3 separate regions of the Homo sapiens genome follow, and regions 2 and 3 are each linked to region 1. Evidence: chromatin contacts called from ENCODE Hi-C or POLR2A ChIA-PET data. All regions are on one chromosome and are shown on one strand. Each heading gives the region's core, a stretch centred on a gene start or an enhancer-like site at or near the end of the contact. The rest is flanking DNA. Distances are from core to core; before and after follow the strand shown. Region 1 holds the start of TNRC6B-DT (TNRC6B divergent transcript). Region 2 overlaps MRTFA (myocardin related transcription factor A). Region 3 overlaps SGSM3 (small G protein signaling modulator 3).

What was found. Hi-C counts contacts between places; a loop is a spot of excess contacts on that map. ChIA-PET counts read pairs that join two places held with the same protein, here RNA polymerase II (POLR2A). Pooled maps may share reads with other maps.
Region 2: a loop to region 1 is called in a pooled map, with 2.3 times the contacts of the local background. The contact joins the enhancer-like site here to the promoter of TNRC6B-DT in region 1. A Hi-C loop is called at or near these places in 4 of 37 single-sample maps with no recorded cell type and 6 of 50 pooled maps. POLR2A ChIA-PET finds 5 or more read pairs at or near these places in 2 of 52 experiments (GM12878 and activated naive CD4-positive, alpha-beta T cell).
Region 3: a loop to region 1 is called in a pooled map, with 5 times the contacts of the local background. The contact joins the enhancer-like site here to the promoter of TNRC6B-DT in region 1. A Hi-C loop is called at or near these places in 8 of 50 pooled maps. POLR2A ChIA-PET finds 5 or more read pairs at or near these places in 8 of 52 experiments (B cell, CD4-positive, alpha-beta T cell, CD8-positive, alpha-beta memory T cell and 5 more).

The regions. Positions count from the first base shown.
Region 1 is chr22:40,043,237-40,045,894 of GRCh38, forward strand. TNRC6B-DT (TNRC6B divergent transcript) reads right to left here and starts at 1,294. Exons shown (of 1, transcript NR_163486.1): 1 at 1-1,294. FAM83F (family with sequence similarity 83 member F) reads left to right here. Exons shown (of 5, transcript NM_138435.4): 5 at 1-298. It also overlaps a transcript of TNRC6B not described here. RefSeq lists enhancers at 289-936, 1,018-1,317, 1,628-1,747 and silencers at 2,048-2,267, 2,278-2,347.
Region 2 is chr22:40,484,905-40,487,562 of GRCh38, forward strand. The region is part of intron 3 of MRTFA (myocardin related transcription factor A); the gene reads right to left. Among named protein-coding and RNA genes, the nearest start is that of MRTFA-AS1, 36 kb to the right of the region's middle. Within about 2 kb of position 1,352, at least 11 of the 41 ENCODE cell types and tissues checked have a DNase peak (open chromatin) inside an H3K27ac peak, as active enhancers do.
Region 3 is chr22:40,399,030-40,401,687 of GRCh38, forward strand. It overlaps SGSM3 (small G protein signaling modulator 3), which reads left to right. Exons shown (of 22, transcript NM_015705.6): 2 at 1,667-1,784; 3 at 2,564-2,646. The coding sequence starts at 1,778. Among named protein-coding and RNA genes, the nearest start is that of SGSM3, 30 kb to the left of the region's middle. Within about 2 kb of position 1,307, at least 8 of the 41 ENCODE cell types and tissues checked have a DNase peak (open chromatin) inside an H3K27ac peak, as active enhancers do; they include B cell, CD4-positive, alpha-beta T cell and OCI-LY7, where a contact is called at or near this core.

The DNA.
Region 1 (2,658 bases), core at 44-2,543:
ATGGGGATTTGGGACGGTAAAATGTTAATTACCCAAGATGGAATGTGGGCTAGAGTCCAGCGTTGTGCTCCTGGAGATCATTTCGGTCGCAAAAGCTCACTGGCAATGGGTCCTAAGCGTCCTGCCCTCCTCTGGCTGAAATGTTGGATTCACTTCGATGAATGCTGCTATAGGGAAAGAACCCAGTGGCCACCAGCCAGGAGCACACGTCTTGCTCAGCATCAACTATCCTGGAAGATTTCCAGGAGCTGAAGGGCTGTTCTCTTTGCATGCAATAAATTATTCATTTCTAAGACGATTTATTCTGTCTCTCTCTTTAGACTTGATTTCTCCTAGTTTTCCAGCTCTTGAGGACTCTCTCCAAAGAATGAGTTGTAGATGGTTGGTCAGGGGTTGCGAGTGGTGCCTAGGCTTCGCATAAAAGGAGGCAGAAATGTCTACCTTAAAGGGGAGAGGAATGGGTCCTGGGGAGGAAGATGTGGTGGAGGCAATGACAACCTTTCCATAGTAAGTCCCCAACAAAGTCACTTCTAGAAACTGACTGAAGACTTTGAGTTCCAAATGAAACGTTTTTAAGATGCTAGGTTGGCTGACAAGTACATCGTCTAAGGTGGAGGCACTAAAGCATAATAAAAAGAGTGAAGTCTCTGCAGTTTGACCCAGGACCAGATGCCAGGCCCACCAACGACTCTGTATCTGGATGACCTTGGGCAAGTTTTCTAAGCTCTCGCCAGCCTTAATTTCCCATCTATAAAAACTGGATACTGCATTACTCCCAGGTTTAACCAGATAATGTTTGTGAAGAAAGCAGCCCAATACTTGGCACAAAATAGGCAAGGGAGTCACTATTATCGTCAACTACTGGCCAAACAACCAGAGTTGACCCCAAATCCCCAGTAAACAATTAACCGTAGCAGAGCGAATCCGGATCTGACGCACCTATTTGCCCAATAAGGTGCCAGGAAATAACACAGTGGAGTCAAACCAATGGTATTAGCCCTTGTTGATGGACGGGCTTTCTTGCTGTTCCACCAATAGCTTGAAGATTTGACTGGGGAGTGACATCCTGACAGTCCAATGACGCACAACCAGCCCACACTCAGCACTTCGGAGGGGATAAATCAAGGAGCCGGCACGTATGGATTCCGTTATAGGGCAGTACTGGTTGGAGAGAGGAGCTTAGGGAAACAGCGCCGAGGCAAGGCACTAATGAGCTAAAAATAAAGAAAAAAGACGATGGTTGCGCCAAGCGACCTCGGCCGCCATCATGCTCTAATTTCCCCTGAGTCTCTCTGGGTCCTCGACCGAGGAAGCGGCCTCTGGGATGCTGAGGGGGTGTGTCCCCACATGATTGGCTCAGGCAGCTCAGCCAATCCTAGCTCGTTAAACGGGAAGCACTTAACCAATGAGGGGCGAAGGCAGCAACGAGGAATTGGAGGGGCGGAACGACAGCTTGACGGGCACAAAAGCCAGCCAGTGAGAGCCGGAAGCATCCTCCCTGCGGCCAATGGAGTGGGGCTCTGGGCGGGCCCCCGAGTGTTTGTGTTGTGGTTTTGGGGGAGGGATGCGGAGGGGAAAGTTTGTTTATTTTGTTTTTAGTTTTTGGGGTCCCCGTGCTGCTGCAAGGCGAAACGGGAGGGAGTGACCCCTGCGCCCCTCAGTCCCCCCTACGACGTCGCCTCCATAGTCTGCGGAGAAGCGGAGACTGCGCGCCTCGCCTCACAGCGAAACGCCGCGCACTCGGAGCCGGCACGGCTCGGCGGTGAGTGAGGTGCGGCGGCCGCGCCGTCCTTCCCCTCCCCCGCGCCCCGCCGGGACGGAGCGGGGCGGCCGGGGGTCGGCGAGGGCGCCCCCGGGGGCGCGCGGCGCGGCCCGGGGCGGTGAGCGGAGGCGCGGCGTGTGCGTGTCCTCGCGAGGGAGCGCGCGTGGGGCGGGGAGCGGGCCGGGGAGGGGGCGTGAGCGCGCGCGGGGCTGGTGCGGCCGGCGGCGCTGAGCGCGCGCTCCGCGGGAGCGGGCGCCGCCGAGATTTGAGTCGAGGGGCGGGGAGGGACTCGGGGCGACGTCCGGCGCGCGGGCCGGGGCGCCCCGAACGGCCGGGCAGGCACTGGCGGGCGCGCGCGCGGCTCCGGGCGTCACGCGCCAGCAGGTGTGAGCTGGGGGAGGGCTTCCGGGTGGGCTGGCCCGGCCGTCGAGTTCGCTTCCCGTCTCCGGGGGGCCTCGGCGCGGGGACACCTTCCCGGCCCGCGGAGGCGCGTCCGCCCCTGGCTGGCGGTGGCAGAGGGAGGCGTCAGGCCTCGGATCCTCGGGTCCCTGCGCAGCGTCCCGGCCTGTGTGCAGGACCTGCGTGACAAGGTGAATGCGTTCCACACCCCTCGCCAGGGCCCTGCGTGTGCGGCCACTTGGGGAGGCGGCTCAGACTCTGGACAAGGAAACGAGGGGCACGGAGAGTGTTTTTACACCTTCCCGTGGTCCGGTGCCCTTCAGTTCCAGACTACCGGTTTATTCGGCTGTAGAGGCTGGACATCCGATCCAGCGAGACACGCTGTAGTGGTTAAAGACGTCCAGTAACGGTCACCTCTAGTCAAGCGCCTTAAGGACCAGCTTATTCTGAATTCTTTGGAATTCAGGTTACCAGCCTGGGACTTTAAGTTCGTGCTT
Region 2 (2,658 bases), core at 102-2,601, 440 kb after region 1:
TACTAAAAATACAAAGATTAGCTGGGCATGGTGGCACGTGCCTGTAAATCCCAGCTACTCAGGAGGCTGAGGCAGGAGAATCGCTTGCATCTGGGAGTAGGAGGTTGCAGTGAGAGGAGATTGCGCCACTGCACTCCAGCCTGGCAACATAGTGAGACTCCGTCTCAAAAAAAAAAAAAAAATCTAAAAGAATGCAAAGTGATCAAATAATTCCTCCATACCACATACCTCAATTTTCTAGCATAATTCTGAGTGATGCAGAGTGCCACACCTATCAGCAGAATGCTTATTTTAAAAATGTCCCTGATACTACCATGTACTTTTCCTCCTCCTGATTTTCAAATCATCCCAGTATTAACATCCATCCCTAAGGAATCTCACTAGTAGTTTCAGAAAAATGAATTTGATTTGTTTTACACACTGTGGGACAGACAACAAACAAGACCCCTTTTCCTCTGCCTCTTCGATGCTTCTCCTGGGCATGAAAACAGCCTGAACTGTGGCAACAGCTGGGGATCATTAAACTGACAGAAATAGCTTAGGAGACTCCAATGGTGTGTGAAGGCGGGAGGAGAGCCTGAGTATCAGATTAAAAAAAATCAAAAGGGCAAAAGGAAAGGGGGGCAGGGCAGGGAAGCCTAAGGAGTGTATCACACCTAAATTTCCTTTACCACAGCCAAGAAGATGCAGTGAAGCAAATGACAGGATACATGAATGCGGCCTAAATTGCTTAGCCTCCTACCTATTCCTAGATGGAAGGTTTAGTCAAACCTAAAAATGTGGGTCTCAATGAAGACATGGTGGGGAAGAGTAGGGAGGAGAACTGCGGAATCTCAAAGGCTAACTATGGGTCTGGAAGAATCACTTAGAGGAGGTTGCAATGATGGTAAAAATAAACTCTAAGATGGAGGAGGAGCAAGGGCTGTGAGAATACATCCCAAGCCCTAAGTGGACTCAGAGATTAACGTAGTCCTAAGGCATCTCCCTCAACTGGGAAGGACCAAATGCTACATGAAATGCATGTTCTTGTTCTTGCTAGAGCACAGCCATGCCTCCCCAGTGGTAGCTTTTCAACCTGGCAGGCCTTCGAAGGTCGGTGCAGGAATGAGCCATCTGCCTGGCCCACTGCCCGAGTGTGTTCAGCACATACCTGAATGCCCTAGAGTAGCTTTATTCAGATCACCCCAAGGGAGTGGGCTTGCAGATCCCGACTTACGCCTTTAAATCTGGTTAGTCCCAGGATCCTGGTGTACCTTCTTCATCCCCACACTTGTTAGGCTGTCTATTCAATATTATCATCAAGGCTTCTCCCACCAAGGCGTTTTCTTTATAACTAATCTTATAGGACTGCAGTTTCAGATTGTTCCCCACCTGCAAGCCCGAACAGGAAATGATTCGATTACGGATATTAAGACTGCAACTTTCTTTGGCAAGAGTGTTTTGTAACTATGAGATTGCACCAAGCTCGGTTGAACATTTTATTCAATGAATCTAATTACTTACTAAAGAAAGTTCCAGGCTGGTGACTGGTCTCAACAAAAAGCTACCACTATACTACCTTCTTCTTGAATAGCTTGCTTCTTTTCTTTATTGTTTTTTTCTTCCTTCCACTCTAGGAGGAAAATTTGCTTCTTTTCTAACCACAAATCTGGCAGGAAAATATGCTCATGCATATTTCCATACTAAGACATTTTTGTCTAAACAACTGTATTTGAATCTGGCTTTTTATAAGAAGTCCAAAAACCTTACAACGGTTGGCTCATTACGAACACTTTAAGTTCGTATTAAGAAGGGTACAGGGAGCCGGGTGCAGTGTGGCTCACGCCTCTAATCCTAGCACTTTGGGAGGCTGAGGCTGGTGGATCACTTGATCTCAGACAGCCTGGGCAACACGGCAAAACCCCATCTCTACAAAAAAATTAGCTGGGCATGGTGGCACTTGCCTGTGGTCCCAGCTACTTGGGGGACTAAGGCGGGAGGATCACTTGAGCCTAGGGGGTCAAGGCTGCAGTGGGCCAAGGTTGCATCACTGCAATCCAGCCTGGGTGACAAAGCAAGACTGTCTCAAAAAACAAAAACAAACAAAAGAGAAGGGTAGCAGGTGTACAAAAATAAATTCACTACACAAGAGACTAACAAAAGAGTGTAAACTTCATATATACTTGTGTGTGTTTGTGTGTGTATCACACAGTTCACTCTGAGGCTAAATAACATCTAAGGACAGGATATATGTTAACCACTATTGTGACTATAATCACCTCTCAGTGTATGCAGCCTTGGTGAGTACAGCCTTTACCACAGTATATCCCTTACCTAAAATTTTCAAATTAATGTCATAAATATTTATAAGTAATCACTTATTTTGTGTATGCGTTGGTACTAAGTATGACATAGGAACTGAGAAGGAAAACACCACTATACATTTATATAATACTTTACAAAGCTACTTTCATACGTATCTCATTTGACCCTATGAGCCAGAACTGGAGTCATTAGTCATTATACCCACTACTACACAATGAGAAGAACTAGTGTGCCAAGCTTAGAGCAACTTAGCCAAGTTCACCATTGGCAAGATCAAACCAAGAACTTTGGGTTCTTGACTACCAGACCACTACTGGGATATTAGCTGCCTACCACAAAAAGGCTTCTGCCCTC
Region 3 (2,658 bases), core at 57-2,556, 360 kb after region 1:
CTGGAGGGCAGTGGTGCGATCTTGGCTCACTGCAACCTCTGCCTCCCGGGTTCAAGCAATTCTTGTGCCTCAGCCTCTCAAGTAGCTGCGATTACAGGGATGCATCACCATGCCTGGCTAATTTTTTTGTATTTTTAGTAGAGACAGGGTTTCACCATGGTGGCCAAGCTGGTCTCAAACTCCTGGCCTCAAGTGATCCGCCCACCTCAGCCTCCCAAAGTGCTGGGATTACAGGCGTGAGCCACCGCGCCCAGCCAAGATGTCTTTACTTTTAATCATGGTGCAGAGGATGAGCGCTGAGCCCACTCCCTCCCAAAGCTGACACGTGGTTGTTCTGCCACAGCCATTTGCCATCTCAGGCTCCAAGCCAGCAGGAGGCGTAATAGAGCACTGGGTTCCATTCCCAGGGCCATCTAGCTGGTGGCCATGTGTCCGTCATTTCACAGGGTGGGGTTACATGGTGTGGCAGGGCAAAGTTTTGGGAGTCCATTTGGAAACTATCAGTCTCTCCTAGGCTTATTTTCTGTTGTGTAAGGAATGAATGTGTTGTAAGGATTGAATGATGACATGACATGCTTTTTAAAATTTCTAGCTCAGTCTCTTTAATGTAAAAATATGTAATCATCCAGCTCATAGTTCTGAGGGAAACCCTATATCACATATATTTTACACTGAAGGAAGACATTAAAATTCCATTCTCTTCACACAGAACCAACCAACCAGGATGGCTGGCCTGTTGGGGAAGCAGGTTCTGCCATCTGGTTCTCAGCAGGCATGTCTGGAAGCAGGAGGGAGCGTCTCTCCCATTTGGGTACCAAAGCCTCTGTAACAGTCAGGAATGTTCTGCTGTGGCCTTTATCCTAAACTTGGCTTGGCCAGTGTGTGTCTGGGGCAGGAGCAGAGGCCGGGACACAGCTGAGCTGCCCACAGGAGCTATTTTTGCCCCCACACTTGTATGTCTTTAAAGAGAACTGGGATTTTCTCACAGCTCCTTTGAAGTGGTGGTTTGATTTTCCTCTTTTTTGCTTCTCACTTACCTAATTCTTCCCGATTTATCTAGAATTCCCAACACCAGAATTCCATGGCAGATAGCATGGAGAATAGGTTCTGTTATGGACCAGGATAACAACTGTCATTTCTGAATTCTCATTGTGTGAAAAATGGCAAAAGTAAATTTTTCTTCAGTGCCAGGTTTAGGTAAATATGATTTCAAAAACCGGAATGTAACTTGTCTTGAAATCTTTCAACCACATCTCCTCGTTGTCACCTACTTCCTTTCGTAGAGTGAGAGCCTTTAATTCTGTGGTTAGAAGTAAAAGGAAGTAAAGGCTTGGCCGGGCGCGGTGGCTCATGCTTGTAATCCCAGCACTTTGGGAGGCCGAGGCCGGCGGGATCACGAGGTCAGGAGTTCGAGACCAGCCTGGCCAATATGGTGAAACCCCGTCTCTACTAAAAAGACAAAAATCAGCCGGGTGTGGTGGTGCAACCCTGTAGTCCCAGCTACTCGGGAGGCCGAGGCAGAAGAATCTCTTGAACCCAGGAGGCAGAGGTTGCAGTGAGCTGAGATTGCACCACTGCACTCCAGCCTGAGGTGACCAAGCGAGACTCTGTCTAAAAAAAAATAAAAATAAAAATAGAATGACTTTCCTCTTTTCTCTTCTAACAGGGCAGATGATTCTGGACCAGATGAAGCCTGAGGAGCCTTCCAGCTCTAAGATAGCAGGATAGGAGACTTCTAAGATTGGAGCTGCAGAAGACTTGCCAGCCCACCAGCACAATGTCAGGTAGAGGCAGGGGCTGGACTTGGAAACGGGGTTTGAAGCTCTCACAGAGGAGCCAGAGGGATGGAAGGTGGCTTGTTTTCCATAAAACACCATCCAGATAAGAGAGGTGGAGATGGTAGGGAAGGCTTCTGGCTGGCTGAGAAAGTTATTAAAACTTCCTTCTCAGCTCTGCTCTCTAGCTCTCCTCCTCCAGCTCTCCAACCCGCAGATCTGCAGTCCTCAGGTGGAGAAAGAGGCCGGAAGATGAAGTTTGGTCATGTTTTGTAATGTGCTGCTGTTTCTTTCCCCTCTTCTCCAGAAATTTGCTGATTTCTAGGAGGTTTCTTTCACTCTGCTCCTTCCCTACCCAGCACGCTTGAGATGGGCCAGTCCCTTTAATGCTGGTGCTCTTAGAGGGAGAGGGTATTTCCTGATTTGAATTTTGCCTCTGCATTTTCTATTTTTTTTTTATTTTTTTGAGGCAGAGTTTCGCTCTTGTTGCCCAGGCTGGAGCGCAATGGCACGATCCTTGCTCACTGCAACCTCCGCTTCTTGGGTTCAAGCTATTCTCCTGCCTCCCGAGTAGCTGGGATTACAGGCATGTGCCACCACGCCCAGCTAATTTTGTATTTTTAGTAGAGATGGGTTTCTCCATGTTGGCCAGGCTGGTCTCAAACTCCTGACCTCAGGTGATCTGCCCACCTCGGCCTCCCAAAGTACTGAGATTACAGGCGTGAGCCACTGCGCCTGGCCTGCCTCTGCATTTTCTTGATTGTTCTCCTGGTCCTCTTTGGTTTTAGGAAGCCATACACCTGCCTGTGGCCCTTTCTCAGCCCTGACTCCGAGCATATGGCCCCAGGAGATCTTGGCCAAGTACACGCAGGTATAGCAGTTA